Regions from separate parts of the Homo sapiens genome. Here region 1 is linked to region 2. A link is a contact called in ENCODE Hi-C or POLR2A ChIA-PET data. All regions are on one chromosome and are shown on one strand. Each heading gives the region's core, a stretch centred on a gene start or an enhancer-like site at or near the end of the contact. The rest is flanking DNA. Distances are from core to core; before and after follow the strand shown.

Region 1 (5,035 bases), core at 1,332-3,831, 68 kb before region 2:
GGAGCTTACAGGTGTCCACAGAGCAGATATTCCGGATATCACTAGTTCTATCCAAATGAGGAAAAAACACCAGTCCTGACAACTTCTCTAGGTCCTGGAGGCTCACTTGGAATTCAGTTAACTGGGGCTGGAAGCCGATGGCTTCATTGGGTACCACAAAGGCCCCTAGCGCCAGTGGTTCGGTAGATACTGAGCTTCTGCGGGCCAGGATTACCTTATAAAGGTGTGAGGGGACTGCCACGTTGTCCTCGCCAATCACCTAAAAACAAAGCAGCCATATTAGTGATGCCAATTTGTGCTAACAGTTCGCAAATTTTTTCTGAAAAATACTTATTTAATGCATTGCTGAAATGTACTTATAAGCCATCCCACTCTGTTCTAATGAATTTAAATTCAACTGCCAAAAATAATAAACTGACTCAGAGATTCACATACAAGAAGAGTATTTAACAGGTCAATTCTGATCACATTCTTTAAAATAATATAACCCCAGGTGAGGCACGGTGGCTCATACCTGTAATCCCAGCACTTTGGGACGCCAAGGCGGGCAGATCACTTGAGGTCAGGAGTTCAAGACCAGCCTGGCCAACATGGTGAAACCCCATCTCTACTAAAAAAAAATACAAAAATTAGCTGGGTGTGGTGGCAGGCGCCTGTAATCCCAGCTACTTGGGAGGCTGAAGCAGAAGAATTGCTTGAACCCAGGAGGCAGAGGGTGCAGTGAGCCGAGATTGCACCACTGCACTCCAGCCTGGCCGACAGAGCAAGACTCCACCTCAAAAAATAAAAATAAAATAATGCCAACCCAAAGATCAGGGGTCACAGTCTCTGTTCTGTTTGTAGGACAAAGGACAAAGGAATGCCATGAGTGAGTCCTGGTTTTTTAATAGACAAGAAAAGCTGTCATTTTCTCTTCATCTCATAATCAGAACTTCTGGTGCTCCAAACATTCAAAGGTCAAAACTGCAGGCTTGGGTACTCCCAGCTCTAGAAATAAAAACATGGCCTTAGTTTATGAAATTCACTAGGGAACTAAACAGATAGCCCTTAGAGAAGCAGCCAGGTGTCAAGTCAACATTACCATCTCCAGGATCACTTCAATTAGGGCTAATTTTTAAAATTAAATTACATAAATGTAAATGCTGTTTGCTCTGAGTTTTGCACATCCTTGGGCTTGTGATCAAAGAACTTCTAAATATGTTGTCATATCAAACATTTTGGAAAGGTATCCACACAATGAAGAAGCCAGAGCCAGGGTCAGGCCTAGAAAACATAAATTAGTTGTGTGGTTTGGCTGAAATTAATGAAATAACATTATTACTAAACCTTTTCAAATTTCCTTCCAATTGGCATCTGGGCCAGGTGTGGTGGCTCATGCCTGTAATCCCAGCACTTTGGGAGGCCAAGGCAGGCAGATCTCCTGAGGTTGGGAGTTTGAGACCAGCCTGACCAACATGGAGAAACCCCATCTCTACTAAAAATACAAAATTAGCTGGGCGTGGTGGCGCATGCCTGTAATCCCTGCTACTCGGGAGGCTGAGGCAAAAGAATCACTTGAACCCGGGAGGTGGAGGTTGCAGTTAGCCGAGATTGTGACACTACACTCCAGCCTGGGCAACAAGAGCGAAACTCCATCTCAAAACAAAACAAAACAAAACAAAAAGGCTTTTTTGAAAAAGAAAATACTCAACATCTATTTACTTAATGGTCCCCAATAACTGACATAATCCAACTAAAACATGCTCATTGGTATTACTGCCCCTCCCGGGCCCTTCCCTGGTAAGAGTCAGTTTTCTTTCCTGATCAGACAGCTCTGCCTGCAGCAAGATTCCTTCTTGTGAGCCCAAATAAGACAGAGACACGACAGCTACAAAGGAGGTTTCTTTTCTGCTTTTTTCAAGCTCCTACCTACATGGCACACAGCCTGGGAACTCCATGGCCATCTGCTGTCTGTCACACATGAAGGTCCCACTGCCAAGACCAATTGCAGAGCTTCAGGGAAGACCCGTGCACGGGAATGATTTCCATAACCAACTGTCTTCGAAGTTACTGAAAGTGGTTGGTCGGGGTGTGGTGTAAAGTCTATGAAACTATGTACTACAAACATAAAATCCCCATTTCACCCCAAAAATTCATTTATGCAGCTGGGAAGATAAACATACTCTTCAAAGCCAAAAATATACTGAGGGAGAACCCTATGGAAGTCCACAATTAACTCACAAATAACCAAAAGATGTTAATTCAACAATGCAACTCAGAGGTCCTGTGCCTGGCATTGCTGGAAATACAGAAAAGAATATGCTTTAAAGTATATGCAGCTGGTGCCTCCACTCAAGAAACTTACCACCTAGAGTGGGAACCAAGACCTTCAGCTTTCACTACAGGTAGAATGTGGTTAGGTACCAATACAAAGCCCAAATAACAGCACGAAGGGGATTCAGGGGAAGCTGGGGACCAGAACTGAGGGCACAGATGCAGCTGAGCCATAGTTTGCAAAGAGGGAGAAGGTGAAAGGGGCTTCAAGTATTCCAGGTGCTAGCTAGGAATCCAGCAGTTAAACAAAGTCTTTGCGCCACCTTGTGGACATTCCCCATCACTGCAGTACAGTTCAAGAACATTCACTTGATTTTCTCTCCTCATGGACTCCTTGTCTACAAACAAACGGCAATTTTCAAATATAATTAACATGCCCATTGCTGCCATGCAGAGCTAATCAGGCTCGTAAAATTCCAGCCAAAAGTAAAGACGTTGGACATTTTCAGTTCTACAGCTTTACTTTATGCAAATGTACCATTTCTATAGGTGTTTAAAAACTCTTACAATTGCTAAAGGACCTCGATTCTACTTTTGAGAAACCTCATGGAAACAGAAATTCCTATTAGGAATCACAGGTGTGATCCTTCTACCCATGACCTTCTCACACTATTTCAAGGGGGTAAAATACTATCCCTAGAACTAAGGAGAAAAATAAAAACTTAGCCACTCACTAATCTCTTTTCTGATTCAGTCTGCTTTGTTCTTAGGAAGCAAACATCTTTAATCTGTCTAATATAGGGACAGGTCCTAGTTGGGTATTCAGAAAAACACACCGTTTCTTCCTTGAATTTAAGACAATTTTTTAAAACAACATCAATCGTAAAATATTTTAGAGCTGTCTCTTTAAAGACAACTCAATCTACATAATAAATTTTTCCTACTTTTGGAAAAATTGGGAGACTTCCAGAAATGTTTCTAAACACTACTAGAGGTTTGGTGGACTGGAAGCCCAGAGACCTGGTCAAACCTGGCTTTGCCACTAAGCTGCAAGTCGCGTCCACCCATTTCTTGTTTCTTCATTTACAAAATACGTAACAGCCATCCCCGTGGGTGGATTGCTATTTTGTATTTTATAAATGCCTCTCTCATAGAATTGTTATGAAGATACAATGACATGTTAGTTAAAAATTTTTCAAAATCTACAAGATCTATGTAAAAAGCTATTTTGTAGTGGACATCATTCAAAAGATACAACGGCATTTGGTACAAAAGATGGTTTTACAGAGGGATGGGGGCGGGGGAAACGTATAATCAAGCAAGATTAGACTAGTTACAGGTCAGCAATGGGGTTTCAGGAGGAGAAAGCAACTTGGGCACAAATGATGTCTGTAACAAAGGACTCAAAGGCTTAACATAAACCAAGTCTAGTTAATCAGTGAGTCAGCAAACAACCCTTTTCATGTAAGATTTAGGTATAAAAATATTTTGCAAAGGAAACCCTTGCTGCTATTAAATTCCCAAGAAGCACTGAACTCTACTCAAGACTGTAGCAAAAATTGGAAGTCAACTGGGAGTTAACTAGAAAATACAATACATAAGCTGGCACTCATTCGCAACCTGAAGCTAGTTTTCTTATATACTGGCCTGAGCTTGTTTCCTTCCATCCAAGAGACAGAAATGACAATTTGCCACCACCACCTGTGCCACCCAGACCCAGAAGAGACCCAAAACAAACAATACCCATATTAAGCCTGCCATTTGTAAGGTCATACATACTGTAAATGTGCCTCCAATAAAATATTAAGCAGCATCAAGAGGAAAAAATATGTACCTGCTAGAATTAGATAGATATATTTGGTTACATTCCCCTGGTAAGACAAAAAAAGAAACTCCAAAAATAAAACTAGAGGGACAGATCAAGAGACCACGCCCTTAAAAAGTCATGCCGATCAAGTGAAAGAAAGAAACCATGGGAGTTTGATAAACAGGAAATCCGAACCTGAGGGGGGGAAGGAACATGAAAAGTGAGGGAGTCACAAAGTGTGGTAAAGTCAACAAGAATGTGGTCGCCCCCTGTGTTATCTATAGAGCCTCAGCAGATGCTTTTGTGGCAGCACAAACCCTGGAAGACGGTACTTCTCACACTGGGGTACCTGTTCCAGGCCAAAGGGTAGCAGCCTACTAAGTCACAGTAAAACAAGCACCCTCTTTCTAGGCTGTCAATGGTACTTGAAAATTTAGGGTGAGGGTAGGGAGACAACCAGTAAAATAATTTAACTTTCATTAAAACAAATAGATATGGAAATGAACAAAAGCTTTCCCTAAATATAAAGCAAGAGACTTAAAAAAAAATATTACTCCCATATCACTTCAAATGATGTCTCAAGACTCCTGAGGGCATTTTCAATTTCCTCCCCTTTAGGGTTAGTATAATGGAAGTTTGCAAAGTGCTGTTATAAAAGAACACAGATTGTTAAATATTTCTAACATTACCACCATCACTGAGTTCTAAAATCTGAAGCTCACTTTCTTGTCAGACCATTTATAATGTCCAAACCAGAATCTTCAGGTATGTTTCACTTGTCTGGAATCAACCTCTTCTTGAAACAGGAACATCAGAGAAAGCACAGGGATGACCTCAGCTATATAATAAAGGGGGTGATTCTGATTAGAACTGTCAGATGACTCACTTCTGATAAAATCACTGCTACGAATCTTCCCTTAGGCTCATATTCACTCAAGTTCTATGATGATGTGATCCTTTCCTACATATTCTAAC
Region 2 (5,533 bases), core at 660-3,159:
AAAGGCATCCCAAGGGAGCGGGGCAAAAAAGAGCAGAAAGTCCAACACGACCACCACTTCGCCTCCAAGAAGCGGCTCCAGGAGAGCTGCAACGCCCTCTTCCATACGGTACTCAGGTGCCAGCTGGTCTTTGCCCTTCGGTTTCCGGACTCAGGCTGCGCGCGCGCGCGCTACTACCCTACAGAACTCACTCGCTTTCGGTGTAAACTAAGCCTCACGACGACGCACAGGAGAAGGTAGAACCAGGGTGGGAATGGGACGCAGATCCCAAATCCCCACCCCCGCAGCAGCGTGGGGACTCCGGCCCCGCCCCTGCACGCCCGGCCCCGCCCCTCGAGGGTTTCCCAGACTCCAGGCGGCTGCCACCGAGGGCGGCGGGGGACCCGCGCTGCATGTGTAATGGGGGCTGGGAACAAAGACGCGCAGGACCCGGCGGCCGGGTACCAGCCGCCCCGACCTTCTCGCCAGAGCTTCAATGCCCAGCTCCCCACGTTTCCCAGGACTGGCCAGGGGACGTCCCGGCGCGCCCGCCGGGGTTAGGCGCACCCCGGCACCACTGAGAGAGGGAAATCGGTGCTTGGACCGTAGGAGAAACAAGCTTTCCAGGCGGAACTCCGCTTGTTTACGCCCGCGCCCACATACCCCCAAACACACATGCGCTGGCCGAACACCTCCAGCCACACGCCCGCAGCCGCGGGCGAGCTGAGCGCTGGTCACCCACCCCGCCACGTGCCTCCTGGAGGCCCGAAGGAAGAGGGACCTGTTGGGTTTTCCATCTTACCCACCCCCTCCCCTCCCAAGTGCCCAAACAAAGCGGTCCCGCGAAGCGACCACACTCCGCATCCCGGGGCCAACGGCAGGGAAAGAGGGAGCAGGTGGGAGCCAGCACCAACAGCCCGCCGGGCCGGTAACGCGACGCAGACTGGTGGCAAGAGATGCAGGGGACTTTGGGCTGCGTGAAGCCGCCCCCTTCGCTTCGCTACACTTAGTGACTCTGAGGGACATGCAACCCTCCCCGCATGCTGCTGCTGCTGCTGCACCTACAATCCTGCCACCCCCAATGAGATCTGCCCACCCCTCTTGGCCGCCTTCCCCACGCTCAGGTTTTCCTCACTCTTTCCCTGGGTTCCACGCGCCCGCGTAGCCCGAACTCCGACCCTGAGGCTCCGCGTCCCGGCCCCCATCGCAGGGGCGCCTCTAGGAACCAGAATCCCGCAGATGACTGCACAGACAAGATCGTGCCCCCAAGTTCGGCGAGCCGGGCGCCCACCGCGCCCCCAGCCCACGCCCCCGGAGGTGAGGGCTGAATACAGGTGGTGCGGCGACGAGGCCCCGGGCCCGCCCTTTGTTGGTAAACACCGCGCGGCGCCAGAGGCCAGCCCCGCGCGCCCTCTCGGCGTCCCCGCGCCGCGCCCAGTTCTTACCGGCGCACAGCGATCCCCAGAGGAGGGCGAGGGCCACCCAGGGCGCCGTCATGTTCCGCGGCGCCGCCCCGCGCACACCCGGAGCCCGCGGGCAGGGCCGCACGGCGCTCCCGGGGCGCGCAGGGCCAGGCGGCGGCTGCGCTCTCCTTCCCGCTCCTTCCTTCGGTCTCGTTCCCTGCGCGCTTCCTGCGCCTTCGTCCCCGAGCAGCGTTCGGGCTCCAAGGGCCGGTCGGCGGGGCCGGGCTCAGGGCCGCTGCGGGCGGCGCAGGCTGCGGCCCGGGCTCCGGGGCGACGCGGGGGCCGGGGGGCGGCGGCGGGGCACGGGCCGGGGCGCGCCCGACTCAGGCATAGCGCGGCGGGGCTGGGCCCGGGCCCCGGGCGCAGGGGCCGAGTCCGGAGGGGCCATGAACGGGGGGAGGGGTGGGGGGGAGGGGAGCTGAACCGAGTCCAAAATGGCTCCTGAGCGGCGGCCACGGAGCCGAGCCAGCGGGGAAACCCGGATGTTGGATACAAAGAGGCGGGCGGGCTGGGCGGGGAGGGGGAGGGGAGGCGGGCCCTCCGGCCGCGTGGTCCGCGCCCCCCTGAGGGGCGGGGCCCCAGAGAAACAACAACACGGAGGCCCCGCCCCCATCCCGCGCCCTGTGGGAGGACGCGCGTGCACCAACTTGCTGGAGGACAGGGCGGGGCGCGCGGACGGAGGTGGCGGGAATGGGCTCCTGACCACTTTGCCCGGGAGCCTGTGGCCACTGCACTCGCAATTAGTGCCCCGCACGCTCGAGCCCAAGCTCCTGACACATGCTGCCCTACAACCCCGGAATGAGTGGATAGTCCCGGGACTCTGGCCCAGACGCCTCTGTGCCTTGGATTCCCCACCTGTGCAATGGGGGTGACAGTGAACCGTGGGAAAGTCGGATCTCTACTGATGGGCGAATTAAGTGGCAGAAAGAGGCTGACTTCCCTGAATTGACAAGCAGTCTCCCGTCTGCAATCCCTTGCCACACACTCAAAGGCACAGCTAGGGCGGGGAGTGGTCATTTAAACCCAACCAAGTGAGGGAGCGGGCAGAGTCCCGCCCCTCTAAGCCCAGCAGGTGGAAAAGGGCCTCTGGCAACCTGCTGGCCCTCCCTAATCCTATCTTGTCTTCTGCAGTTCCTGCGCCACCCACAGCGGCCCTGAGCTTCAATCTGCACTTTCAAAACTTCCCAGTTGCCTCCAGAGCCCTGCAGTTGAAGATCTTGTCTAGCACATGGTTTTGCTGTTTTCCTCACCCCGAACTCCCTCCTTGGAGGGCCATCGTTCTCTGTCTCAGATTCCACCCTCCTTATCACACAACTAGAGCTTCGGAGGAACGTGATGGGGCTCCCAACTAAGGAGGGAAAGACCATCATAGCTCAGGGATGAGGCTCCGAGATCCTCAGATAACATTAATTGTCCTCTGTCTTCTCTTGACTTGGCACATCCTTGCTTGGAGCAGGGCAGGAGCAGCTGAAAGGGAGGTGGCACCTGGAGGTCTCAGTCATTTCACTTCTCTGAGCCTCAGTTTTCCCATATGCAAAGTGAAGAGGTACACTCCCTCAGGGTTTTGCATCTTCTTAATGGCAGAAACCTAGTCAAACAAAATATTATGTAAATGTTCACTATAGGCAGGGCGAGGTGGCTCAAACCTGTAATTCCAGCACTTTTAGAGGCCCAGGAGGCTCTTGAGGTCAGGAGTTCGAGACCAGCCTGACCAACATGGCAAAAACCTGTCTCTACTAAATAATACAAAAATTAGCTGGGCATGGTGACACACACCTGTAATTCCAACTACTCGGTAGGAGGCTGAGGCAGGAGAATCGCTTGAACACAGGAGGGAGGCGGAGGTTGCAGTGAGCTGAGATTGCACCACTGCACTCCATCCTAGGTGACAGAGTGAGACTCTCTCTCAAAAAAAAAACAAGTTTATAAAGGAATGTATATTGTTCTGATTGACATTGAAATAGGGTCAACTACCCCCGGTCACCAGAGCAGCAGGAACACCTCAGGGGCCACACTTTGGAGGCACTGCCCAGAAAGATTTCTGGGTCTTTAAAAGTCCCTTCCAGTCCTGGGAAATTCTATGTGAAAATGATGGTCCCTGCTTGCTATAATCCCTACAGGTGACTTATTATCTAAGCCATTTAACACAGGATTGAATACTATGCGACTGTGTGCCAAGCAAGAAGCAGTGTTGTATGGGACACCCTAGCTGTGTATAAGGTATCTGGTAATAACACAGGAGGCCACAGTGATAGACTGTGATAACGGAAGTAATTCCATATCCAGTTTAAGTGTCTTTTCTAGGGAGTATAAATCGTTATCTCCATTCCAATATGGACTGAAAGGTATCGACTTTTATCCATGTGCCAAAAATTAGATTGGCTGGTTCCTCTCTTCTACTCCATACCAGGTCAGGTATCATAATAAGGACTCAGAGTGGTCCAAGCTGCCCAAATATCTGTGTCTTCCACTCTGACCTGTCTGGGAACCCCAAATTTATATCCAACTGCTTACTTGACAACTGCAGTTGGTAGCCTATCAGGCATCTCAAATTTGACCTAGCCAAAGCAGAAGTCCTCATTTTCCCCGTAAATCTCCTCCCCAGTTTTCCCTGTCTGAATCAATGGCATAAGCAACTACACCATTGCTCAAATCAGAACCTTATGAGTCCTACTGAAACCAGCCAAAGAGTCCCATAGACAGTTGTTTTTGTTTTTGTTTTTGTTTTTGTTTTTGAGACAGAGTTTGGCTCTTATTGCCCTCACTGGAGTGCAGTGGCACGATCTCGGCTCACTGCGACCTCCACCTCCTGAGTTCAAGTGATTCTCCTGCCGCAGCCTCCCAAGTAGCTGGAATTACAGGCACGCCACCATGCCCAGCTAAGTTTTGTATTTTTAGTAGATACAGGGTTTCATCATGTTGGCCAGGCTGGTCTTGAACTCCCAACTTCAGGTGACCTGCCTGCCTCAGCCTCCCAAAGTGCTGGGATTATAGAAGTTGACCCTTTTGCAGTTAAAGCTGGAAACTTACTTGTTTTATCCGAGTTCCTTCCTCAGGAAAGGACCTTCAGGCCTCTCACAAAAAGTATCAAAGAACTGAAGCCATAAAAAGTATCAAAAGAACTGAAACCAGATCACTGCACTAGATGCTGGGCCCCTCAGTCACCATGATTGCTTCCTTGCCCCTCCCATGTTCCTGTTTTCTTACATATTGTTACATTTCTTTCCTGCTATATAAACCCTTGGTTTTGGTCAGTCAAGGAGATGGATTTGAGACTGCACTCCCATCTCCTTGGCTGCAGCACCTGATTAAAGCCTTCTTCCTTGGCAATACTTGTCATCTCAGTGATTGGCTTTCTGTGCACCGAGCAGCAGGACCTAGACCAAACCCCTGGTGTTTCGGTAACAATACTTGATTCCTCCCATATACAGTCCATCAGCAAAATAGCCTCAAAAGTGTATCCACCATCCGACTACTTTTTTCCATGTACACTACTGCAACATTGTCTTATATCTGGACTGTTGCAATAGCAGTGAACCAGAAGGGAGCTTAACTGGTCCTCTGAATTCATTCTTGCCTTAAATAAATCTTCCATATAGTAACCAAAGTGATTCCCTGCCATCATTTTGATCATGAGCTCATCAAGCAAATACTAGGCTGGTTGAGAAAGGTGATAATGGATATTTGAAAAACGAGTTCTATTTGGGTTTTCTGTTCTTTTGAACGACTACAAGATTGCTAAATATCACATTTGGTATCAGACATCGGGTGACCAAAAACTGAAAGGCAAAAAAAATCTGAAACCCCAAATGTCTGCTGTAGAATTTATGGCAGTGAATTCTGCCATTAAGGCATTCAGTGTGTTAGGACCACTATTCCCTGGCTTCCCCACCCTTCAACAATCAAGACCAGAAACCAAGGAATTGAGAAGAATCAGTTGAACATGACATTCTTTAGTATCAAGCTATGGAAGAAGATGGAAAACTATAGCATTGTAATAAGACTTGGCATCTATATAATTATAATGAATTCTATTAAGGGATTAAATACATTCATTTAGCAAGATAAACTTTGAAAGTAACCACAGTTTT

Evidence for each region. Hi-C counts contacts between places; a loop is a spot of excess contacts on that map. ChIA-PET counts read pairs that join two places held with the same protein, here RNA polymerase II (POLR2A). Pooled maps may share reads with other maps.
Region 1: a pooled map shows a loop between it and region 2 (4-fold over the local background). The contact joins the enhancer-like site here to the promoter of ACVR2B in region 2. A Hi-C loop is called at or near these places in 2 of 168 maps with a recorded cell type or tissue (PC-3 and transverse colon) and 4 of 50 pooled maps. POLR2A ChIA-PET finds 5 or more read pairs at or near these places in 1 of 52 experiments (activated T-cell).

What each region holds. Positions count from the first base shown.
Region 1 is chr3:38,519,125-38,524,159 of GRCh38, reverse strand. It overlaps EXOG (exo/endonuclease G), which reads right to left. Exons shown (of 6, transcript NM_005107.4): 6 at 1-259. Among named protein-coding and RNA genes, the nearest start is that of EXOG, 25 kb to the right of the region's middle. Within about 2 kb of position 2,581, at least 2 of the 41 ENCODE cell types and tissues checked have a DNase peak (open chromatin) inside an H3K27ac peak, as active enhancers do.
Region 2 is chr3:38,450,266-38,455,798 of GRCh38, reverse strand. ACVR2B (activin A receptor type 2B) reads right to left here and starts at 1,909. Exons shown (of 11, transcript NM_001106.4): 1 at 1,425-1,909. The coding sequence starts at 1,476. It overlaps ACVR2B-AS1 (ACVR2B antisense RNA 1), which reads left to right and starts at 979. Exons shown (of 2, transcript NR_028389.1): 1 at 979-1,296; 2 at 2,574-4,772. It also overlaps a transcript of XYLB not described here. RefSeq lists silencers at 240-419, 1,230-1,509, 1,930-2,049, 2,060-2,109 and enhancers at 55-639, 640-1,223, 1,828-2,327.